Regions from separate parts of the Homo sapiens genome. Here region 1 is linked to region 2. The links are chromatin loops, found by intact Hi-C in ENCODE. Cell type or tissue: HepG2. All regions are shown on one strand. Each heading gives the region's core, and the rest is flanking DNA. Links, peaks and the distances in the headings are about the cores only. Region 1 has its middle 160 kb from the start of COX18. Region 2 has its middle 130 kb from the start of ADAMTS3.

What was found. A loop is a pair of places that touch in the nucleus more often than their neighbours do. Peaks named below come from ENCODE experiments on the same cell type or tissue, not always from the same donor. Only the 100,000 strongest peaks of a DNase experiment are listed, where the experiment ranks them.
Region 1: it touches region 2 in a loop (27-fold over the local background); 16 of 110 quality-filtered maps call a loop at or near these places.

The regions. Positions count from the first base shown.
Region 1 is chr4:72,902,638-72,915,790 of GRCh38, forward strand. No RefSeq gene overlaps it. Among named protein-coding and RNA genes, the nearest start is that of COX18, 160 kb to the right of the region's middle. In HepG2, for the core only: a CTCF peak has its summit at 7,040 (motif pointing left); no DNase peak of the experiment used is centred there.
Region 2 is chr4:72,697,143-72,710,295 of GRCh38, forward strand. No RefSeq gene overlaps it. Among named protein-coding and RNA genes, the nearest start is that of ADAMTS3, 130 kb to the left of the region's middle. In HepG2, for the core only: a CTCF peak has its summit at 5,270 (motif pointing right); a DNase peak (open chromatin) is centred at 5,279; H3K4me3 peaks cover 453 bases.

The sequences.
Region 1 (13,153 bases), core at 3,190-11,189, 210 kb after region 2:
GAGTTGTATTCTACTGCAGAGAAACATAAAATAGACAGAAAATACAGACTATATCAGAAAGCGGTAAGTATGAGTATGTGTAAGGAAGTTCAATAAATAATACCTCTCTTCACTGTTCTGGTCCCAACCAAACAGAAAAATAAGACAAAAGATTAAGACTGATAGTAGGTCAAGATACCATCTTTATTACTGAAGAGGCCAATTTCAAAGACGTGGCTGGCAAGCAGCTAAGCTCATAATTTCAAATTCAAAAATTGGATAAACTTTGTCATCCAATCATAGGCAAGCCTAGACAAGGGAGGGTATCCCCTTGTGAGGTACTACCGAAGTTAAGACTCTTGGAATGCAGAACCAGGAGGCTGACTGCTCAATAGGAAGCTCTCTCCAAAAGAGAAATAGAAGGATCTGAATGTAGAGATTCCCCACAATTAGATACAAGCTCCATTCTCTTACGTAATTTCAGAGAAAATTTTTAAATTCAAATATTTAATCTCATTTCAATTTAACATCCAGAAGTATTTAAAGTCAATGGGATCAAATACTTTTGCTCGTGTAAGGTAAAGGTCAAGAAAATTCAGATCCAAAACTTAGTCTAAAGTTTCTTATTCTGCTCCAAAGGAATTCTTAATGCCTGAGTGAATTTGGGGGACCATTAATTAGCTTCAGTGTATGCTGTCTCTTAAGGGAAGAGAGTAGTTGCCTCATGGTTGCAGAAACATAATGCCAAGCCTTTGATGTACCTCCCTTGTTACAGGGTCCAAAAAGTTAACTGGACACGTAAGTATATCACAGCACCAGCCAACACCCACTAACTTAGAAAATCAACAAATCTTTACCCCAACAAAACTACTGTCCCATAAAAAATTATGTCTCTTTAACCAAATACTTAGTGTCACAGAGACTCAATGTCAATCTAAAAAAAATAAGGCTAGATAGTTTTACCAGAATGTCAGTCAGTCTAAACTTGGTGTCCAAAGTGCAAGACCTACAGCCTTACCCTCAGTTGAAAGCAATCTTCCAGTGAGAGGTTGATTTTGGCATTAAACATTCAGGATACAGGGGAGATCAGGGATACATTAAACATATAGGATACAGGGAATCCACCTATGGATTCTGTCTTTTCTTTCCAAAAATGGCATTGAGAAATTGCTGTCTTCTTACAAGGGCAAAATTTTGCATTGGTGTGAACTCTAGTCATCAGTTGTTTGTCAAGGAGCCTTATTTTTCCTCTGTGCATATCTAATTTCCACTTCCCTTTTGAGCCTCTTGTTATAGCACCCATTAGTAAAGGGGGCATGGGCTCTCTCTAGGGTCATCATGTTCACTCTCTCTTGTAATCAGACATTTTTTGTTCTAGGCCACAACAGTTGTTTCCTCTACTGTTGGCAAAGAAATTGCTTAGACCTAAAAAGCCCTGCCTCCTATAGAGGATTTCTCCCTCATACAAAACAACTGATCAAGAACCCAGTTGAGACCACAAGGTGAGAGAGAACTCTTAATCCTATGGAATAACTCTTAACCTATGGAAAGAACACACAAATCCAAACTTAACCTTTTACAGTATCTTCCTTGAGAATCCTGAGCAGAATTTGGGACCATGAATGCAGTACTGCCTACCAAGCCTGGCACTAACAAAAAAAAAGGAAATACTAAGCCCCCTGTAGTGTTCAGTAGCACACATAGGACTTAGTCACCTTGTTGCTTAAAGGCAGAGAGTATGTTCCCTTCCCAAATGTCCAGAACAACTGTATTTGGAAGGACACCTCACCCTTTCCTCAGATCTTCACCTCAGCAGCATCTGCGGCAAAGCTGTACCTGTGTGGTGACGGCAGCTTCACCTGAGGCCCCGTGGATCTGCTGAGGTCCTAGGCTTGCCAAGGCCTGTACTTTCAGAAGGCCTATGCTTCCTGCACCTTTGCTTGCTGCTTTTGCCAAGACCACCCATGCAGACAGCATGTGCCAAGACTTATGAGACCTCTGTGCCCTTGCTAGGCCCAGAACCTGCCACCTGGACTCTGTAGAAGGACAGTGGACTATGGAAACAGCTGTCAGTGATGCAGTCATTCACCAAGGACAAAATACCGCATGGCCTAAGGCTTAAAGCCTCTTTCCCAGGCTGCAGAAGTTAAAAACTGTCCAAGTATAACCCTCTACAAACAGCTAAGATCAGTATACCCTCCCCATATAATAAAATCCCAAACCAAAAGCTGTGCCCTAAACACAGAAGAATCCGCCATTATTATTGTACTTCCCTCAACTTCCAGTCCTTTCTTTATTTCTCAAAGAATCAAGCATTAGGGTGTCAGGGGGTCTTATAAATATCACTGATTTTCCATTTCTTCCAGATGAAGTCCTGAACAAATTAAAATATACGAGTGGCAACACATACAGAGCCCAAAATATCACCTGTATTATTGATAAAGACTAACTAAGAGAGTCTGGCTACAAAGGGCAAAAACTCATTGAACCTCAGATTGAGGCAAATTTATGCATGCAGCAGTACACTACTAAAACCAGAGCAGCCTCCACTAAAAAACACCTCTAGAGAAAAAAATGAGGACTGAGCCAGAAATAGCCAGCATGTTCTTATCAAATTTACCAACCAGATAAGTCATCCCCATCCTCTGGGGTGGAGTAAACAAAGCCAAGAATTTATCCTAATTGCATTCCCTCCGCATTAAAGGAAACATCTAGATACAGAAAATAGCTATAATAAGGTAATGGTAAATGGAACAGAGAAAAATAAAACCATGTAAAGTTGATAGGGAATGGGCATGTTTCAAGGTGATACTTGAAACAGAGACCCAAGTGAGGGAGCAAGGCTTGCAGTATCTGCGAGAAGGGTGTTCTAGGCAGAGAGAACAGATGGTGCAAAGGTCCTAAAGAATATCCATACTTGTTATGTTAGAGCCATGGTTCTCAACTGGACAATTTTGCCCCGTGGAGGACGCTTGGCAATATCTGGACACATTTTTGATTGTCACAACTCAGGGATGTACTGAGAGGTCAAGGATGCTACCAAGCATTCTAAAATGCACAGGACAACCCCTCCACAACAAAGCATACGCCAATAGTGCCACTAATAAGAAAGCCTGTGTTAGAAGCACACAGAAGAAGCCAGTGATGAAACAGAGTTAAGCAGTGGAAGAAATATTGAAGATGAACTCAGAGGGGAAGTGGAGGCCAACCTCATGTGAGACCTTGCAGACCATGGTAAAAACTTTGGATTTTACTCTGAAGGAGCTGTGAAGCCATTGGAGAATTTTGACAAGAGATGTGACCTAATCTGATCACATTTTAAAAAGATTCTTTATTATTATTATTATTATACTTTAAGTTTTAGGGTACATATGCACAACGTGCAGGTTTGTTACATATGTATACACGTGCCATGTTGGTGTGCTGCACCCACCAACTCGTCATTTAGCATTACGTGTATCTCCTAATGCTATCCCTCCCCCCTACCCCCACCCCACAACAGTCCCTGGTGTGTAATGTTCCCCTTCCTGGTCCATGTGTTCTCATTGTTCAATTCCCACCTATGAGTGAGAACATGCAGTGTTTGGTTTTTTGTCCTTGCGATAGTTTGCTGAGAATGATGGTTTCCAGCTTCATCCATGTCCCTACAAAGGACATGAACTCATCATTTTTTATGGCTGCATAGTATTCCATGGTGCATATGTGCCACATTTTCTTAATCCAGTCTCTCACTGTTGGACATTTGGGTTGGTTCCAAGTCTTTGCTATTGTGAATAGTGCCGCAATAAACATACGTGTGCATGTGTCTTTAGAGCAGCATGATTTATAATCCTTTCGGTATATACCCAGTAATGGGATGGCTGGGTCAAATGGTATTTCTAGTTCTAGATCCCTGAGGAATTGCCACACTGACTTCCACAATGGTTGAACTAGTTTACAGTCCCACCAACAGTGTAAAAGTGTTCCTATTTCTCCACATCCTCCCCAGCACCTGTTGTTTCCTGACTTTTTAATGATCACCATTCTAACTCGTGTGAGATGGTATCTCATTGTGGTTTTGATTTGCATTTCTCTGATGGCCAGTGTTGATGAGCATTTTCTCATGTGTTTTTTGGCTGCATAAATGTCTTCTTTTGAGAAGTGTCTGTTCATATCCTTCACCCACTTTTTGATGGTGTTTTTTTTTCTTGTAAATTTGTTTGAGTTTATTGTAGATTCTGGATATTAGCCCTTTCTCAGATGAGTAGGTTGCACAAATTTTCTCCCATTCTGTAGGTTGCCTGTTCACTCTGATGGTAGTTTCTTTTGCTGTGCAGAAGCTCTTTAGTTTAATTAGATCAATTTGTCAATTTTGGCTTTTGTTGCCATTGCTTTTGGTCTTTTACACATGAAGTCCTTGCCCATGCCTATGTCCTGAATGGTAATGCCTAGGTTTTCTTCTAGGGTTTTTATGGTTTTAGGTCTAACATGTAAGTCTTTAATCCATCTTGAATTAATTTTTGTATAAGCTGAAAGGAAGGGATCCAGTTTCAGCTTTCTACATATGGCTAGCCAGTTTTCCCAGCACCATTTATTAAATAGGGAATCCTTTCCCCATTGCTTGTTTTCCTCAGGTTTGTCAAAGATCAGATAGTTGTAGCTATGTGGCATTATTTCTGAGGGCTCTGTTCTGTTCCATTGGTCTATATCTCTGTTTTGGTACCAGTACCATGCTGTTTTGGTGACTGTAGCCTTGTAGTATAGTTTGAAGTCAGGTAGTGTGATGCCTCCAGCTTTGTTCTTTTGGCTTAGGATTGACTTGGCAATGCGGGCTCTTTTTTGGTTCCATATGAACTTTCAAGTAGTTTTTTCCAATTCTGTGAAGAAAGTCATTGGTAGCTTGATGGGGATGGCATTGAATCTATAAATTACCTTGGGCAGTATGGCCATTTTCACAATATCGATTCTTCCTACCCATGAGCATGGAAGGTTCTTCCATTTCTTTGTATCCTCTTTTATTTCATTGAGCAGTGGTTTGTAGTTCTCCTTGAAGAGGTCCTTCACATCCCTTGTAAGTTGGATTCCTAGGTAATTTATTATCTTTGAAGGAATTGTGAATGGGAGTTCACTCATGATATGGCTCTCTGTTTGTCTGTTATTGGTGTATAAGAATGCTTGTGATTTTTGCACATTGATTTTGTATCCTGAGACTTTGCTGAAGTTGCTTATCAGCTTAAGGAGATTTGGGGCTGAGACGATGGGGTTTTCTAGATATACAATCATGTCATCTGCAAACAGGGACAATTTGACTTCCTCTTTTCCTAACTGAATGTCCTTTATTTCCTTCTCCTGCCTGATTGCCCTGGCCAGAACTTCCAACACTATGTTGAATAGGAGTGGTGAGAGAGGGCATCCCTGTCTTGTGCCAGTTTTCAAAGGGAATGCTTCCAGTTTTTGTCCATTCAGTATGATATTGGCTGTGGGTTTGTCATAGATAGCTCTTATTATTTTGAGATACGTCCCATCAATACCTAACTTGAGAATTTTTAGCATGAAGGGCTGTTGAATTTTGTCAAAGGCCTTTTCTGCATCTATTGAGATAATCATGTGGTTTTTGCCTTTGGTTCTGTTTATATGCTGGATTAAGTTTATTGATTTTCGTATGTTGAACCAGCCATGAATTCCAAGGATGAAGCCCACATGATCATGGTGGATAAGCTTTTTGATGTGTTGCTGGATTCGGTTTGCCAGTATTTTATTGAGGATTTTTGCATCAATGTTCATCAAGGATATTGGTCTAAAATTCTCTTTTTTTGTGTGTAGGAGCTGGTACCGTTCCTTCTGAAACTATTCCAATCAATAGAAAAAGAGGGAATCCTCCCTAACTCATTTTATGAGGCCAGCATCATCCTGATACCAAAGCCTGGCAGAGACACAACAATAAAAAGATTCTTATAACCACCATGTAGAGAATGGGTTCTTGGGAGGCAAGGAGAAGCTATTGAACTTCAGGTGAGAAATGATGGTGTTAGTGGTGGAGGGGGTGAGAAGTGATCAATTCTGAGTATAGTTTGAAGGTAGAATGAAAAGAATTTATGAATGCCTTGTATATGTGGGGTAAAGAGAGGAGTCAAAGATGACTCCAAATTTTTTAGCCTGAGCAACTTGAAGAATGGGAATGTCATTTACCGAAATAAAAATAACTGTAGGAGGAAGAGGGTTTAGGGGAGAAATTAGATGTCCATTCATAGATATCAAGCTCTAGATGCTCGTTAGGCATCCAAGTGGAAGAGACAAGTGTATAATTAGGTATGAGAGAAATTAGAAGGTTCTGGATGGTGATAAACTGTAAAACTAGATGAGATCACGTGAGAACCACATGTGGCAAGAAAAGACTGGATTTGAGTTTAAAACTTGTAGAAATGAGAAGGTCAGCCTTCTCTGTAGGAGTAAAACAGACAGTAGTGTTTTGGAAGCCAAATAATATTTATCAAGACTGAGTCATTGATAAAAATGTGGAATATTATTCAATGTGCTCTTTTGAAGTTCTGATAATAGGTTAAGTAAAATACATAATACATTTTAACAGGATATTTATTAAAATATATTTTATCAGTTATATTACTTATTGTGAAAATTCATATATGGTGAATACTAGAGTCAATCTCCAAAAAGCACTAAAGTCTAATGAAGACATTCAGTACAAAAGCCCCTGTTTTCATTTGATTTTCGGCTTATGTTGTTATTATGTTTTCTTTTTTAGCATGTTATGTTTCCTTTAAGATGCATGTTTTTAACATTTTTGACAACTCTAAAATCAGAAATTGTCTCACAATTGAGGTGATAAGAAGCATTGTGTATTAGTTTAATTGACTGTGATTTTCTTTTAGCAGGTAAAAAAATAATGATGTATCAGAAATCAGAGGCATCTTAAATTTCATTAACTATGTTGATAACTCATTAGGAATATAACTAAGGTTCTGCTCTCCACATACTAAACTGTGCAATGAAGGAATCAACTCGACTTTGGCCTACTCTCTGTTTTATTAGGCATGCAACCACCACCCCCTACAGGTAGGAGGATTCTCACCACTCTGGCTAGAATTTGCAGGTGCAGAGCTGGGAGGGATGTTATCAACAACTCCTCACATTCTCCATTCAGTTTCCTCAGGTTGCTTTAGCAGCCCAGAAGAAAGTCACAGATAGGAAATGAGGCAGATCAACAGTTTTCCCATTTAAAAAGAGTATCAGGGAACAACTCTCCATCGTCACCCTTTCCCTGCTTCATAACTGTACAAAGTCAGTTTTTTGGTATAAAACTAATAGGCCATCATTTTAGTTCAGGCCAGGCCAGCACCACCCCTCATCAGGAATACCTAATTGCTTTCCAACTGGCCATTCCCCTTTCACACCCTTACTAACCCCAGATGCAATCCATTGGCAAATCCTGTAAATGTCTCCAGAATCCCATGACTTCTCGCTTTCATGCCACCGTCCTCTTCTGCAATAATCCCCACTACCTGCTCTCTTCCTTGGACCTCACTTCCCTTTAGTCAATTCTCAACCCAGAACCAGAGTGGTTCTTTTTAAATGGCAGATGATGTGACTCTTCTGCTCCGAACCCTCTAAAAGCATTCTTTGTCCTCAGAGGAAAAAAAAAAAGCCATTGTAGTCATTACAATGGCCTACAAGCCTTTACATCAGAGGTCAGTAAATTATAACCTGTTTTTCTGAGGGAAGAAAAGTCTTATTTGGAACACAGCCACATCCATTCATTTATGCATTGTCTATAGTTCCTGTCATGATATGATGATAGTCATGCATTGATTATTCATTTAATATTAGTATTAGCATGCAATAAGATATAGCATTTAGTCAATAATGATTTCAAGAGAAGAACTGCTTATGAGGACATAAATCTGAATGGGAGAAGACCTAGATTTCTCCAGAGCTGTGCGTAATGAGGACAGTCACAAATTAGGGGAGTAGATGGGAAGTGGGCACTCCTGAGCTCTGCAAGTGTGAGCAAGAATAGTGGTTGAGCCATTTGGAGAAGGCACAATAGGTGAGTTAATGAGAAGATAAATGTAGCTGAGAAAATGAGAGAGGTTTTCAGCAGCTGCCTTGAATACAGTGAAACTTGGGAAGATGATGGAACAAATGATTAAAAGTATTCTAGTGAGTATTTCTAGGAAGCTTCTTATATGTTAGGCATTATAAAATCTTTGGGCCAGCTTCATTAAGGAAACTACACCAAAAGCCCTACATGCTCAGAAAACTATAATACTTCCATACCAGCAACATCTTTAGTGGCTCACAGAGGGCAAAGGTTGTATTTTCTTCATCTTTGTATTCCTGCAGCTAGAATAGCCCCTGGCAAATAGTAGGTTTTCATTAGCTATCTGTTGAAGCCGGGGGTAGTGACATATGCTGGTAATCCCAGCACTTTGAGAAGCTGAGGCTGGAGGAACACTTGAGCCCAGGAGTTACAGACCATCCTGGGCAGGACAATGGGACCCCATCTCTACAATTTTTTAAAAAAAATTAGTTTGGTATGGTGGCATACACCTGTAGTCCCAACTACTCAGGAGGCTGAGGCAGGGGGTCCCTTGATCCTAGAAGTTTGAAAGAGCAGTGAGCGATGATCATGTCCCTGCACTCCAGCCTGAGTGACAAAGCAAACTTCTAATAAATAAATAAATAAATAAATATCTGTTGAATTAATTCTAAGACTTAAAAAACTGTTTTAATCTATCTTCTTATCAGAGTCGAGGTGTGGTAGTTAGAGTAACACCAAGGAGAGCCTAAACTGCTTTTTATTGGTCACCGTTTGGGATAGAGGTGCACAAAACTATCGTTTAAATTATAAATGTTACCTAGAAGTGATAACAAATGGAACAATAATGAGTCACTGACACTACCACCAAAATAAAATTTTTAGTTTCATTCTTAGTGTTTGAAAGAGGTTCAGGAGAAAGTGACGCAGGAAAAGTCATTATAATGAAGGATAAAACCACTGCGTAATGGGGAATGAAGAGAGAAGCTTGACAAAAGAAGACAATAGAAGCCTATGAAAATGACCAATTCATTATTTTAGCCATTGACTTTATTATTTCTTGCTCCATATAATTAACATCATGGCTAAAAACAAGGCAGAAATTCTTTTAGGAATAAAATTGTCACAAGCCCTGCCTTTCCCTTCCCCATAAGGTTGATCTAACTCCATTAACTGTCAGTCTTTGATGTAAAGTATCTTACCTGACCTTCCTTCTTAGCCCCTACTGAGAATCCAAAGTAATCTAAGAGCTGTGCATTCCATTGGCAATTGGCATCTTGTAGTTGCCAATTTGGAGAAAATAATAATCTCCCCTATACTTCACCTTTGTGGATGTATTTTCCTTATTGTTTGAGAGGAACATAATACAACAGTAAGCAGATCAACTGGAACCCTTCAATCTGTAAATAAAAGGGCATTGTAAGCTACATGTTACACAGAACTCATTTGCCCAGAAATCTGATTTTATTGTTAGGAATTGGCAGCCCATCCCCAAACATGCACTTTTAATTTTTCCTGAAAAGACCACTATTTTTGTACTGATACTTCCCCACAAGTAGCATCTGATGTATTGCTATTGTCTTTGGTTAAATTAAAAGTGATGCTATCCAATTTCAAGAGCTTCACATAAATAATACCTTATGAGAAAGAAAATCTGTAAGGAATAAATTCTGGATTCAGGTACTGGAATCTTTGGTAAAAGCTTGGACTTGTGGTGAAACTGGCAATGAATTATGAATACTATTTGGCTTTTGGCTATGAGAAGGATAGAAAATCAATCCCAGAATTTCCAAGTATTACAAGCATACCTGAGATGGGTGGTAATATGGTTTGGCTGTGTCCCCACCCAAATCTCAACTTGAATTGTATCTCCCAGAATTTCCACGTGTTGTGGGAGGAACCCACAGGGAGATAATTGAATCATGGGGCCCCGTCTTTCCTGTGCTATTCTCATGATAGTGAGTAAGTCTCACGAGATCTGATGGGTTTATCAGATCTAATGGGTTTCTGCTTTTGCTTCTTCCTCATTTTCTCTTGCTGCTTTCGTGTAAGAAGTGCCTTTCACCTCCCACCATGATCCTGAGGCCTCCCTAGCCATGTGGAACTGTAAGTCCAATGAAACCTCTTTTTCTTCCCAGTCTCAGGTATGTCTTTATCAGCAGTGTGAAAACACAGTAATACAGTAAATTGGTACCAGTAGAGTGGGGTGTTGCTGAAAAGATACCTGAAAATGTGGAAGCAACTTTGGAAAGGGGTAACAGGCAGAGGTTGGAGCAGTTTGGAGGGCTCAGAAGAAGACAGGAAAATGTGGGCAAGTTTGGAACTTCCTAGAGATTTGTTGGACTTTGCCCAAAATGCTGATAGCAATATGGAACTTGTTGGGAACTGGAGTAAAGGTGACCCTTGTTATGTTTTAGCAAAGAGACTGGTGGCATTTTGCTCCTGCCCTAGAGATTTGTGGAACTTTGAACTTGAGAAAGATAATTTAGGGTATCTGGTGGCAGAAGAAATCTCTAAGGAGCAAAGCACTCAAGAGGCGATTTGGGTGCTGTTAAAGGCATTCGGTTTTATAAGGGAAGCAGAGCATAAGTGTTTGGAAAATTTGCAGCCTGACTATATAATAGAAAAGAAAAACCCATTTTCTGGGGAGAAGAATTCAAGTTGGCTGCAGAAATTTACATACGTAGCAAGGAACCTAATGTTAATCTCCAAAACCATGGAGAAAATGTCTCCAGGCCATGTCAGAGACCTTCAGCGCCCCTCCCCTCACAAACCCAGATGGCCAGGAAGAAAAGGTGGTTTCGTGGGCTGGGTCCAGGGTCCCTGTGCTGTGTGCAACCTGGGACTTGGTGCCCTGTGTCCCAGCCACTCCACCCGTGGCTGAAACGGGCCAACGTACAGCTTGGGCTGTGGCTTCAGAGGGTGGAAGCCCCAAGCCATAGCAGTTTCCATGTGGTGTTGAGCCTGTGGGTGCACAGAAGTCAAGAAGTAAGGTTTAGGAACCTCCACCTGATTCAGAAGAGGTATGGAAATGCCTGGATGCCCAGGCAAAGGTTTGCTGCAGCAGGGGGTGGGAAACCTCTGCTAGGGCAGTGCCAAAAGGAAATGTGGGGTTGGAGCCCCTAGAGTCCCTAGTGGGGCAATGCCTAGGGGAGCTGTGAGAAAAGCGCCACCATCCTTCAGACCCCAGAATGGTAGATCTACCTACAGCTTGCATAGTGTGCCTGGAAATGCCACAGACACTCAATGCCAGCCCATAAAAGCAGCTAGGAGGGAGGCTGTACCCTGCAAAGCGACAGGGGTGGGGCTGCCCAAGACCATGGGAACTCACCCCTTGCATCAGCGTGACCTGGATGTGAGATCTGGAGTCAAAGGAGATCATTTTGGAGCTTTAAAATTTGACTGCCCCACTGGATTTCGGACTTACATGGGCCTGTAACCCCTTTGTTCTGACCAATTTCTCCCATTTGGAATGGCTGTATTTATCCAATATGTGTAACCCCATGGTAGCTAGGAAGTAACTAGCTTGCTTTTGATTTTACAGGCTCATAGGCAGAGGTAACTTGCCTTGTCTCAGATGAGACTTCGGACTGTGGACTTTTGGGTTAATGTTGAAATGAGTTAAGACTTTGAGGGACTGTTGGGAAGGCATGATTGGTTTTGAAATGTAAGGACATGAGATTTGGAGGGGCCAGGGGCAGAATAATATGGTTGGGCTGTGTCCCCACCCAAATCTCAACTTGAATTGTATCTCATAGAATTCCCATGTGCTGTGGGAGGCACCCAGGAGGAGATAATTGAATCATGGGGGCCATTCTTTCCTGTGCTATTCTCATGATAGTGAATAAGGCTCATGAGATCTGATGGGTTTATCAGGGGTTTCCACTTTTGCTTCTTCCTCGTTTTCTCTTGCTGCTACCACGTAAGAAGTGCCTTTTTCTTCCTGCCATGATTCTGAGGCCTGCCCAGCCATGTGGAAATTTAAGTCCAATTAAAACTCTTTTTCTTCCCAGTCTCGGGTATTTATCAGCAGTGTGAAAACGGACTAATACAGGTGGAAAAGCCCAGGCATGTACAGGCTGGTAGATCAAGAGCTGGGCTTAGTGTCCACAAAACCAATTTCACTAATGCCATTGTCTGCCTACTTATCAAGGCACTTGCCCAACCTCTCTGAAAGGCAAAATAACAGAACTCATTGTAAACATGCAACATGCCCCATTTGAGAACGCAATAAACCTATACATTCTTTCACTCAGATTATTAAAATGCATCTTTTTTTTCTTCTCTAACTCTAATCTTTCATGAGGTTCAGTGCAAGTGAACTTTTTCCAAGATTTTAGAGGAAAAAATCTTTCCCATTAAACCCAGACCATTTTGCACACAGAAGAAAGGGTGAAGTTGGAAGCACTCACCTCTTGGGTCTCACTTTTTGCTTAATTTGGTTTTATGGCTGCCAAGGGAATAATAAAGTCTGTACTACAAATGTTTGTTTTCCACAGGGCTGTATTGTTAGGTGAATGGTCATACCTGTATTAACTAATGATTAAAAGACAAAGACAAAATCCTCAATGATATTATTGTTAATGTTCAGCTCCAGAAAATACATCAAAAATATAAACTGTAATTCTCAGAAGTGGGATGTCTTTATCAAAAATGCAGTTTTTCACTTTTTATATACATGTAGAATCCATTTAAGCTTGACTTACATTTATTTCTTCTATTCATCAACATACTTTATAATAATTTCAGGGGCCATATATGGCTTTTAATTCTCCAAAAAGTATATTAGCATAAAAAGTAGGTTATTTTGGAGGGCCTTGCATTCTTGATTCATACTTTAGTTTAGTTTACTTTTTATTTTTCCATATCTCCATACTTAATTCAACTTTAGTGTGTCTTTCCTAGGACACCATATGAAATGCTTTTCTTCACCTTACTACTTTTGGAATGTGTTAGAATGACAATACTCATTCCTAATGCTATTGACATTTAAGCTGTTCCCTCAATTTGGCATTTTTTTTTTTTCTCTAAGGACCAAATTCTGGCTTTCTGGGCACCTACACTCACAGTGAAGGAAAATGGAAGGGACCTCACAAGGACACTGGCCAGGGTGACCTTCCTGTTTGTTAATCTTAGGAA
Region 2 (13,153 bases), core at 1,662-9,661:
TCTCAGAAATGAGTCCATGACATAGTGCCAGAAGCCAAATGTTTGCAACAGACACCTTGCTATCTTCTGCATCCCCAATTTTATCCCATTTTTTTTTTTTTGGCAGTCAGCCTTTTCCCATGATCATCAATTTATATAGACACCTCCAGACCACCCACTATATACGCTCATTAAATTGTCCTATGTTTGCATGAATCTCAGTGGTAGGTGCAACTTGGGCTCAAGGTGGGATGGGACCCCCCTCCCTGTATAATGCCTTAGGAAAGCTTTAATATACTGTAGACATAACATTAATACTATTCTTTTTATTCTCTCAGTGAATGATCAGATCATCATAAAATGGCTAGGTCTGAGTTATTTCCAATATCTCATTAAACTTTTTAGTCATCATCCCTCCGGGCTTAAACTGTGAAGGGAGAAGAGACCTCAAATAACCTCCCACATCTCTGCTCCCCAACAAACCTACCACACCTGCATAGTGTCTGGCACATGGAAGGCATATAATACCTATTTGATGAATGACGGAATGTGCAAACACTTCCCTACCCATCCACAACTTCAGTTTCAAGGATTATGAAAGCAGCCAAAGTTGAAAAAAAGAAAAAGACCAAAAAATACATGGCAAGAATGGCTAGTTCAAGATCCATTGGGCCCAGAGAATTTGGCCAGACTAAAATGCAGCAGAGTGTATGACAGTTGCTAAAGCAGGACCAGAGTGCCATTGCTCTTTCCTCTTCTCCACGTCAAGCTCTATATTCCCTTTTATACCACCAGCAAATGGCTTGAGAGAAAGTGTCTAACAAGTAATTATAACCACAGCCAGATTTGCTCTTGTTCTATTTCCAAATTGTAACTGCATTCTACTTTGTTTATTCTTTACTTTCAAAATTATCCATTTCACTATGGTATTTATAAACATATTCCTTTTAATAGCCAACGGCAACATTACCTTGAGAGAGAGAATTAGGAAACATTCTCTTTGTCAGAGCTCAAAATGATATCCTGCAGAGTGAAAGAGCACTTTTATACAATATAAATACTTAACTATTTTATTAACGTATTAGCTGAAGCCTTACAGAAAGAAAAAAATAGACACTTCCTGAGTCTCAGAGGTGATAACAAAGCTGTTCAGGCAGCTAGGCCAGGAAACATCTTTCTGTTTCCTCTGGAATAACACATCTGTCAAAGTCAGATTTACAAAAGAAAATCCATGTGACTTCTAGCCAAGAACTCTTGAAACCCAAATAATTTTGGATATTTTTATAACATATTAGGGAGCATATTCCAAATTTCTTAAGTTGAAGATCCTAGTTCAAGGCTACCTATACCTGTTTTGGACCTGTAGAATTTTGTATTTATAGACTAGGCACAGATAAATCCTCATTTTTCCTGTGTGTGTTAAAAAGCTATGTCATTCCTTCTGAGATTCTTGGCCAACTTAAATGGCCTTTTAGACTTTATGGACAAAGAACATGTGGCCCAAAGAACATGTGGGCAAGTACGTATCTCTGTGAGGTCAATTCTAAAGAGTTTGAGAAGTTGGTTTTGGGACAGTCCAAGAAACTTGCTTTGCCAGTCAAGGAATTCCTTTGCTTTCTATCAAGCACATTATCTCCTCCTAAAATTATTGTCCAATGTGTGATGCCCAAATCAAAACACTTGGCTTCTCAATCTTAGACTTCTCAGCTTCCAGAACTATAAGCCAATAAATTTCTATTCATTATAAATTACTATATGTGGTATTCTGTTATAGCAGCACAAAACAGACTAAGACACTAACCTAGACCTCTTCTTCTGCCTGAAGTTTAGAAAAAGTAAAATTGTAATTTGAAAAATTAATTAATTTTAAAATTAAATTAAAATTAAAAATTACATCATAATTCAAAATAAAAGTATTATATAAAAAACACACAGAGAGAGAAAGAGAGAGAAACATTGTCTCTACAAACAAAAAAAGCACAGCAGGAAGACATGTCAGACATCTGTACACTTGCACCACTGTATTTTGAAACAGTTTCTTAATTTCTTATAGAAACTAAGAAAATTATAGACATTATGATAAATTAAATAAGTCTGAATCAGGAAAATGCAGAAATAAGGCAATTGAAGAGATAAAAGATTTCAGAGATCTAATAGAACCCAGGAAAGAATTAGAAATAAGAGAAAAAATTATTTCAGAAACAAAAGCTAAGATAGGCAGAATATACGAATGAATAAACACAATACCTTAAGAGATAGGGTGTAATAAACACAATGGTAAATACCTTATTCTATAAGCATGAAAAACTATTCAAGCAAAATGGGCAGATATAGAAGATAGGTAAATAAAATCCAACATACATACACACACACACACACACACACACACACACACACACACACACACTAGGAATTGAAGGGGAAAAAATTGAACACAACAAATACTAAAAGTCATAAATGAAGAAGATTTTTCTGAAACAATAAAAAAAAGATTTAGAGCTATGTTGGAAATGATATACTTCATATCTGGGAATACCAACTTAAGATTATTAACACCAAAATATATTCTGCTAAAAGTACTAGACGTTTAAGAAAAGAAAAAATGTTCTTAGCTTCCAGCCAAAAAGACAAGACACCCATAAAAGTAAGAAAGTGATTATCATCATTATATTATATATATTTTTAAATTTACTTACTTTTGAGACAGGGTCTTGCTCTGTTGCCAAGGTTGGAGTGCAGTGGTGCAATCACTGCTTGCTGCAGCCTCGACTCCTTGGGCTCAAGCAGTCCTTCCACTTCCACCTCAGCCTGCCAGATGGCTAGGACTACAGGTACAAGCCAAGACAGCCAGCTAATTTTTTTTGTAGAGATGAGTTCTTGTCATATTGCCCAGCCTCAAACTCCTGGGCTCAAGCAGTCCTCCCAGTTTGGCCTCCCAAAGTGCTGGGATTACCCATCATTATGTTTCAACAGAAATTCTTTATGCTGGCAGACAATGGAGTAGTAGGTTGAGATTCTTAAGGGAAGTAAATGTGAGTAAAGCACTTTATAACAATTGAAACTGATATTCAAATATAAAGGCCAAAATCTTTTAAGAATATGCAGAAATGCAGGGAATATTATTCCCATTAATACCTCCTGAGGAATCTACTAGAGAGTAAGCTTCAGCCTAAAGGATGGTAGAAGACAGTAAATACAGTATGAAGTGGCTATGTGCTCTAACAATATAGATTTACCACAACTATGAAAAACTTGGGAGAATGGGAAAGTATATGAAAAGTAGAATGAGCTTACGGATTTTATTATAGCAAATTATTAATTACGCTAACAACATCGAGAACCAGGATTTTTGATGTGGGAGAAATAAAATTTGTATTTAAAATGAATCAAATTAGTACAAACCCTATAGCTCTGTTATGAACTGAATGTTTGTGTCCCCCTAAATTTATATATTGAAGCCCTCATCCCCAATGTGATGGTATCTGAGATGAGGCCTTTGGGAGATAATTGGGATTAGATTAGATTAGATTAGACAGTGGGGGCCTCATGGTGGGATTAATGCCGTTATAGGAAGAGGAAGACAAATAAATTCTCTCCCCAGACTTCACCCTGTTACATACTGAGGAAAGGCCATGTGAGGACATTGCAAGAAGGTGGCCAACCAGAATCTCACCCTGCTGGCACCTTGATCTCAGATTTCCAACCTCCAGAACTGTGAGAAAATAAATTTCTATTATTTAAACCATCCACTCTCTGTTATTTCATATGGCAGCCCAAGCTGACTAAGACAGCTCCAAATACAATTGGAATAATATTTGTATAAACTCATAATAATTTTATCTTTAAAAACATGTATTTCTGAGCCCTGTCTATTGATCATGGCTAGCAATGACAACTCAATAGCAAAGAGAATGCCTATTGTCCTGACAGTTGTCTCTACTATATTCCACTAAATCAACCAGGGCTTCTTGGAAAAAATGGCTGATTCTAGATCTAGGGCAGAAATACAAAACAGGAGATTAGAACATCTTGTCAATCCAGAAAATGGGGAGGCAAAAGGAGAAAAAGTCTCCTAGGATTAAATCTAAAGGATTTGAAAACCAATTTGAAGGAGCTCCCACTGGTGACAGTGGGAATAATTTGAATAGCAATAAAAATAATGGCTATAAAAATTGTACACATCAAGTAAGTTTAAAATCATGCATTCATTTTGATATTATGAAGTACCCACATTGATAACCATTGGAGGAATTTAGAAAACAAATTCAGTATTTTGAAAACAGTGAAATAAAAAGAAGCAAGCATTTATCATGTATTTCTACACAAACTAAAAGTAAATATTTAATGATGAGCATTTTCACTTTAAAGAAATATGCCAGGTCATAAGTGAAGAAGAAAAGACAGCATTATCATCCATTGGCCTCTTTTCCTCTCCCCCAACAGAAGACTTAAAGGCCAAAGGACTTTTAAAACTAATTTTTAACAAATTAGTAAAGGTCAAAGTGAGAGTAATTATTCCAAAGTAGTTCCTTAGAGTAAGAAGATGTGTCTTATAGATCAGGAGCCAAAGCACAAGTTTTCATCCCATTTATATTTTTCTGTGGTGAAAACTGTGCCATTCATTCATCAAAAGGTATTGGATGGAATTATTTGCATATGTATTAAAAAGTTGGGATATGAAGTAAAGATAAAATGGAATGCCTACTTGGAGAAATCTTCAACATTTGAAGAAGTATGTTGATATGTTTGTCTACATTTGCCTTACCTTTCACTATAGCCAAGAAACTAGGAATTTTGTTTGATTTACAAAATACAGGTTTTAGGTACTTCTATGGACTGAATATTTGTGTCCTCCCCCCAAAATTCTTAAGTGTTTATTATTAGGAGGTGGGGTGTTATTAGGTTATGTTATTTGGGAAATGATTAGGTCATGAGGATGGAACCCTGATGGGGTTAGTGTCCTTATAAAAGAGATTCCAGAGTGATTCATTGCTCCTTCAGCGATGTGAGGACACAGTGAGAAGGTGCCATCCATAAACCAGAAAATAGGACCGCACCAGACTGAATCTGTCAGCACCTTGATCTTGAATTTCCCAGCGTCCAGAACTGTGAGAAATAAATTTCTGTTGTTTAAGGTATTTTTGTTATAATAGCACAAGTGGACTAAGAGAAAAACTAATTTTTGTTGTTTTTAAATCAGAATTGAATTTATTTTGCCGTGGCTGAAACGAAAGCAACTGTATGAAAAATAGAGTAGACACTCCGTTTTAAAGGCCCATCCTCCCAGTAGGTGGAGCTATAATGCTTGTAGACTGAAATAAACAGAATCTTGACTCTGTTTCCTCTCTCTTAAATCCTGGCACAGTAATGGAACTGCTGAAGGTTAACCTAAAGATGTCTTTTTCTGATTTTTATTTGGTAAATTGTTTATCGGCCCTAACTGTGCATTAAAATTATTTAGATTGGTTTTTTTAAGTTGCAAATACTTAGGAGTATGCCTAGGAAATGGGTATTTTTTTAAAGTACTCCATTGATTCTATTTTATAGCCAGAGGAGACAACCACTGGCCCAACAGGGGAAAGAGATCATCTTCCATGGAGTAAGAATATAGAGAAGCAGTAATATGATAAAAGAAAAGCCTTTTATAACAAGCATTTATGGGTTTCAGGATTTAATCCAATAACAAAAACAATGAACAGCAAACACAATGTTTCTCATTTATAAAAATTTGGTTCTTTTTTATCTACTTTTTGGAAAATAAGAAATTTTATTTTTGTTTTTTACTGTGTAATGTCTATTTCATGTTAAGATGTGTTGAGCTTTTCAGTGATCATAAAATTTGGATAATATGTTCGTGTAGTCTCTCCACTGCTCCTCAGCCTTTTCCAATCAATTAAAGTATGCTAGAAGCAGCAAATAAATACAGTGATCTCTGGAAGCTTTCAAATACCCAGTGACAAGTGCTTTTCACTGTCTACAACAGTTACAAGTGTCATTACCAGACACAGAAATGTGATCTTACTGTAAGTGCAGAGGAGGAGCAAGGGTGGCAGCCACTTCAGAATTAGCCTCAATTTCCATTTTAATCTGTGGTTATCATGGTTATGTAGGAAGCACCCAAAATGTCATTTCCACCATGACATTGCCAGCAGACGCTTGTTTACTGTAAAACTGATAAAACTTACCTCTCTGGGCCTCTCACTTGCACAATCTTACGGCCCTAACAGGGCCCTAGAAATGTTTTTTTTTTATTATTACAAAATTGAAAAGTATAAGATATTCTCACTGCAATTGGTTAATTCCACTGACACTTTCCACTCCAGCTTTTCCTCTGTCACATTTCCCCTTTTGGTGGGTGGTGTTGGAAGAGCCACAAGCATTTTTGGGATTGGCTAAGGAAGATTTGAAGACACTTTTAGTTTGTTCTGGTGGAATTATTTACGTGGCTGGCAGTCATTTCCATGCATAGTTTAGTTAATGGTAGCAAGGTTCTATATGTTAGCAAATGGCAAAGCTAGGATTCACATCTGGCTTTGCCTACTCTATAATGTTCTTTATATTCTTGCTCTTTGCATGCTTTGTTATCCATCAGCAGACCTTTTTATGATTGTTCATCCTCAAGCTCTTGCCAGGATGTGATAGTATTTCCCTCCTCCTCTCTGACTCCAATACTTTTTTTTTTTTTTTGCCTTTTTGTCTCTCCTATCTTACCTGCACCCTGTATCTTATCCAAATTGGACTCCTCACCTTTGCTGGAACATAGCTTTGCTCATTTTCTTCCCTTGGTCATTTATACTTTACTGGTTCTTATTTTTTTTATTTGACACAAAACATTGACACTGACAATGTCATAAAACTCATATGTCACTACAAGGACAGCAATGACACATTAGTTAAGGAGTATCATAAATCTGAATAGTATTTACAGTTAATCACACACACACACACACACACACACCCTTCAAATCTTACAGCTCATATGTAAAAGAAAGATGAGAAAGGTTTTCTCAAATTTGATAGCAGTTCTAAAAATTTGCATGACATTTCCAATAACAAGTTATGAAACTGAAGGAAAATTTTTCATCAATAAAAGCCACAAATTTTTATCGACCATTCTAGAAGAAAGTTTAATTATCTTTCTATCTTTTGTATGGATGTAATTAAAAAATTGTCATCATATAAAAAGGCAGTATGAATTATTATTTTTCCTGATGTTGTAATGTTTGTGACCATGTGTCAACTTTGTAAAATTTATAATTTGTTGTAATATTGTATTCTAAATAAATATTCACTTTTGTGAAAATAATATTTTACATATTGTGTAAAATAATGTGCCCCACCCCCTTTTTTTAAGAGGACACCCTAAGTAATATAATTCTCAGGCCCCACAAAACTCAGAACTACCCCCGATTGCCAATGAAGTATTTTACTAAAAAAAAGTGTGGTGTCAAGTTAAATGTGTGCCACTGAGGGTTTGTTCTTTTATTTCACAAGCCCAAAATATCAATTACTTGCTAAGTTAATAAAAATTAGTATCTGGTAGAAAAGTCTTCTATGTTGTCTATTGTTATTTCTAAAGCCATGTATCCATATCCGCTTTTGATGTTTTCTCTCTTAAACAAAAATTACTTGCTTAGTTAATAAAAATTAGTATCTGGTAGAAAATTCTTCTATGTTGTCTATTGTTATTTCTAAAGCCATGTATCCATATCCGCTTTCGATGTTTTCTCTCTTAAACAAAAACACTATGCTGAATGTGCAGCAAGTAGGTGTGGTGTAGTTATTGCTGATGCACAGACATCATAGACATTTCAAGTAAAAGGCAGCAACCTGAGAAGTTGCAATCCACTTGAGAAGTCATGATTAATACCAACATTTTTAAATTAGTAGTTGTCTAAACAAAAATTGTATAAATGCCATGAAAATATACTTCCATTCTTACTGAAACTGCCTTTGCAAAATTATAACTGAGGAAATTATGACAGTGAAAAAAAATCAGACCTAACCGACTCCATCTTGCTTCTAACCTTTAAGCTGTGCTTGTTCATTCTTGGGCATAGGCCGAGCTAACTTTGGGAAGGAATTCAGTTCATGGTTTGACTCTGAAACAAAATTGATAACAGCCCTTTCCCAAAAAGACTCCCTTCTTGCCTGGTGACCAGTCTGCCTTTGCAGGACTAACCTATTAGCTACAAGGTTAGAAATTACAGTTTAGGGGTTATGCACCCTCTGGCTCCAAGTCTGAACCGCCCCACATTGCTTCTGGGGATAACATCACTATTGTAAAACCTAAGATTAGTGCTTGAGATATTTCGCAGACCCTGCACTGGGGGATCAGCTGACACCACCCAGACGGTTAATCTCACTCAACCAGTTCTGCCGTTTCACTCAGGAAGGGAAGACAGCAAGAAAACCTCACTTCAACCCCCTATGATTCCATCTCCAACCTGACCAATCAGCACTCCCCACTTCCCAAGCCCCTACCCACCAAATTATCTTTAAAAACTCTGATCCCCGAATGCTCGGGGAGACTGACTTGAGTAATAATAAAACTCCGGTCTCCCGCACAGCCGGCTCTGTGTGAATTACTCTTTCTCCATTGCAATTCCCCTGTCTTGATAAATCGGTTCTGTCTAGGCAGAGGGCAAGGTGAACCCACTGGGTGATTACATTACTACTCTCCCTAGACAACTGACTGACTCTTTGGATGGCTGTATACTAATAGCTAACATTATAAGAAAAAGGAAAAATCCTTACTTAAACAAAAAAATAGGACCAGGAAACAAAGGAAAGTAAAGATGAATAATTAAATATTATATATATGGGAAAACAATCTTTAAAAAATGTATGCTTTTATATAAATATATATTTATATACATTTATTACAATCTTATTGATATAAAAGGTGTTCAGCAAACCATTTAGAAATAATAGTAAAATATATGACATCACTTAAAATTTTATATAGCCAATTCATTCTCACAGAATGAGTGTTTTCTTTGATTTTTACCTAACTCCTGTTTCTGTAGCCAAACCTATGGCTGCAACTGATAAGCATGTGTAGTTTGGATATAAATGAAGTTTTCATTTATGTATGAAATGAGGAAGGCATTTGTTAGAACTTCAGTTCTTTGCCAATTATGTAATAATTTGAATACAAAGATTCATGGCCATCTTAAAAAAATAGCCAGTTAAACACCGAACTCCAGCAGATTCTGTATTTGAGAATACTATTCTTGATTATTAAAGGAAAATGTAAATTTGAGAAGTAAATGGATTTTATTTACTAGGAGCATGAAAATGTACTACAAACCTTTTCCCCCTAGTTTCCATTCTCAACCTTATTTTCTGCATCTTGGAGGCCTTCCCAGTAGATCAAATATGATACATCTCTAAATCAGGTTCTTGTGCCTCATCTTGAGCATTAAAAACAAGACAAGATTTAGAAAATAAAAATTTTAATAACAAGTACCCTGGAAGGAAGAAAGGAAGGGATTGAAGGAGAATGAGAGGGAAGAAGGAAGGAAAAAGAAAAAGATGCCAAGTGTTAGACAAGAATTCTGCGACAAGAACAGAATGCCTTAAAAAATAGTCAAGAATTGGTGACTATTTCAAAACTCTAAAGTAAACTTGGGCGTTGGAGTTGGTATCTATGACCTCATTTCAGTAGGTCAGTTCCTATGCGGAGGAGCAGAGCTGATGTCCGGATGGAAGCACCTGATTCGGTTGACAAGTTCAATCAGAGGTCCCAGGCAGTCGACCTTACGCTTCCTGTGGCCTTACAAATGCCCCACTCAAGACACCTGTCAGGCAGGCCAAACTTATTTAAAACATTTTTTAGACATGAGACATTCTCAAAGATGAGAACTAACTACTCATTTTAGCTGTCTTGATTAGACACTAATTAACCATTTTGGTTGGCAACCTTCAACTCAATTCTGCTGAACAGAGTGCTCTGAAGTAAACATTTTGTTAAAACACGTCAACAAGATAAGCCATGTCAGCAGTGACATATGCTCTATTCTATTTTCCTCTCTATCCAGGTTTTTTGTTTTTGGCTTTGTGGAGACACCAACTTGCTACTCTTGGTTCAGTGTCCTAAGTGGCAACCTAGGATCTCAGTAACATTAATGCAACTTCAAAAAATAACTCACTCCTCCAAAATCTCTTAGACTTTCAGAAGATGGTAAAATGTTCCTTCTCTGTGATGTGTAGTGGGTGTATGATGTTTTCTATATGTTTAAGAATGTGTTTCTGTGTCAACGAATATTTTAAAAGAATAAAAATTACAGTAGTTACAGTGTTTCAGCTGAAAAATTATGAGAACTGAAGAATTAAAAATTAAGGCCCAAGGTGACCCACAAAATCAGCATGGCAGAGCAAAAACTAGAATCTGAATTGAGCTTATTCCTAGCTTTGCTTTCAGAGTCTGAGGAGTCATCATATGGGATATATAATCTATGTCCCTTTAGGGAATACATTATATGGCCAAGTTTTCACCCTAGACTTTCCAGTGATATTTTAAAAAGTCATTTTCACTTTCCTCCTGGCTTCACAAAAAATCTTTATTATTATTCCAATTATTAAAAGTTGAGGCCGGGCACAGTGGCTCATGCCTACAATCCTAGCACTTTGGGAGGCAAGGCGGGTGGATTGCCTGAGCTCAGGAGTTCTGGACCAGCCTGGGCAACATTGTGAAACCGTGTCTCTACTAAAAATACAAACAATTAGCCCGGCATGGTGGTGCACGCCTGTAATCCCAGCTACTCAGGAGGCTGAGGCAGGAGAATCGCTTGAACTGGGGAGGCAGAGACAGCAGCAAGCCCAGATCATGCCACTGCCCTCCAGCCTGGATGGCAGAGTGAGACTCTGTCTCAAAAAAATAAAATAAACAAATAAAAGTTGGGCACTTTATGTTAATAATTTTTTGCATGAGATTTAGAAGTGCTAAATTGATAACCAGCAGTTTATTTCTCTAATGTTTAAAGACAGTAAATGACTAAACATTTTGCGGCCCTTGCATCCATTGGATTGCTTCCAAAAAAAAAAGACAAAGAAAAGAGAATGTAACCTGCTAAATCAACACGTCTCTGGAGGTCAGATGAGAGCTGTTGTGAGATCCTGTCTCATGAAGCAATTTAAGAGAATAGAGCAAAAGTTAGAAGGAGCCAGGCTGCAACTTTCTTATAGTCCAAGCAGCCCGGAATGGAAGACACATCCTTAGCAAATCAGGCAACAGGAAATGCCAAATCATGCGTAGATGCCTGCTGGGCTGATAAAGTCAATCCGAATATGACACCAAGAAAGAAGAGAAGAGTAACCCACTTGGTCTGAGGTTGGAGAAGACATGCTCCATATGGCTTGGGTGGTAGAAATGGAGTCATTGAATTCATAGAAGAAAGACATATCTGAAAGGCCCTCCTATTATTAGAACTACCAAAACTTATATTACACATCTAAATTTCATTCATAGGTAGTCAGAGACCCTGGAACCATGGAATCTCTGGATCTGGGTTCAGAACAGGGGAGTAATATCAAGGGAGCCTAACTGAGAATAAATGAAATGTTTTGAGTTTCTCATTTTTCCCCTTAACCCCTCTCTAGTCCCTCTTCATTCCTTTCCTTTTCTTTTGATTCTGGTGCAAAGAAGAAACAAATCAAAGTGATAGATTGTTCAAATGACCTATCAATAATAAGGTAGTATGCTTTAAAAGAGTCTGCAGTTTACAAGCCAAAGTTCTATAGAATATGAAACCAAAGGAGGAAATAAAGCTCAAATTCAAAAGTGGTTGGATGACGGAATTTGAAGCACACTGGGTAGCGGCCCCAGCTTTTATTTTATCCTATTCGACTATGGGTCCAGTGTTGCCTTAGTAGCTTAAGGCTAAAATCCTTGAGCTGACTAGACAAGTGACTCCTTTATTAGCAAGGTACCTTTCCCATTTTTGCATTACAGACATCTTGAGAATACCATGAAAGCTTCTGATCCCTAGTTCACCACAATACATATATTCATTTACACACAAAATTGGGCATGCATTCTCTGTAAAATTCAAAGACCACTGCTTATAAAGTGCTATAAACAATATTGGTGCAAAACAATTTTTAAAGCCAACATGAAACCAGGAAATAAGCAACTACAACTCAGTTGAAACAAGAGTATTAAACTATTCACACCATAAAGAAAAAGCCATCAAGTAGTACCCTAGTTGCCCTCCTGGCTGCTGGAGAAAAGTGTTAGGCATAATTTGCACTTGTGAGCCTCTTGGCCCTCAAAGAGATGGTTTGAATTGTATACCTTTAATTTCCCACAACATCTGATGATATAAAGTCCAGAAAATTAATGAGAAGAAGGGCTTGTTGCTGTTTGATGATTAGAACAAATACAGTTCGCTGTCAGCTAGCACAAGGCAACTTTGTCCCTGCAGAGTAGCCCTAGTAACAGACAAAAATACAGTGCCAAATTAGGGGGCTAAATTCCAGACTGGAGAGTAGGCGGCTCCTTCCAGAACTCCTTTTTGCCTTATTGGACATGGATGAAGGAAAGAAAGGAAAACTTCTGCCTCCTAGTTACTCTGTGGGGAAGTCTGAGATTCCCTTTACCTGAGAAGGAAAGTCAGTTGGCCAGATCACTCCCCTCTGGACAGAGTCCTCATGGCCTCACCCAACTTTTCCACTTACAGTCTTATTTTGGTTTAATTTGGAACACGAGACCAACAGTATTTTTGACCAATGATAAAATACAAGTGGGCAGTTTGGTTTTAAAATGTCAGTTCACATGAAGATTTTACAGTTGTCCTTATAAGTGAAGTAGAATTTTCCCTCAAATGACATAGGAGTTTTAAAGTGGACAGGAGAGATTGAAAAAGCATGCATGAGAGCTCTCATCATTCCTTGTCTTCTATTTTAGGACAAATATCAGAATAGATAATTCATGTGAGCAGGTGAAGTTACTCCTAGGCTTGGCGAAGCATCTGTTATTATGGTAGAAGTTTTTTTTTTTTTTTCTGAGAGAGTGAAAAAAAGCACTGTAATTTCATTTTCTGTTAATTCTTCCTTTAATACAGAAAAAATAAAATATAATTTCTTCCTTCAATACAGAAAAAAATAAAATCTAGCAGAGCCAGAATCTTTCCCTAGTACCTCCTCAATAATGAACCACTTTGAAAGTCTG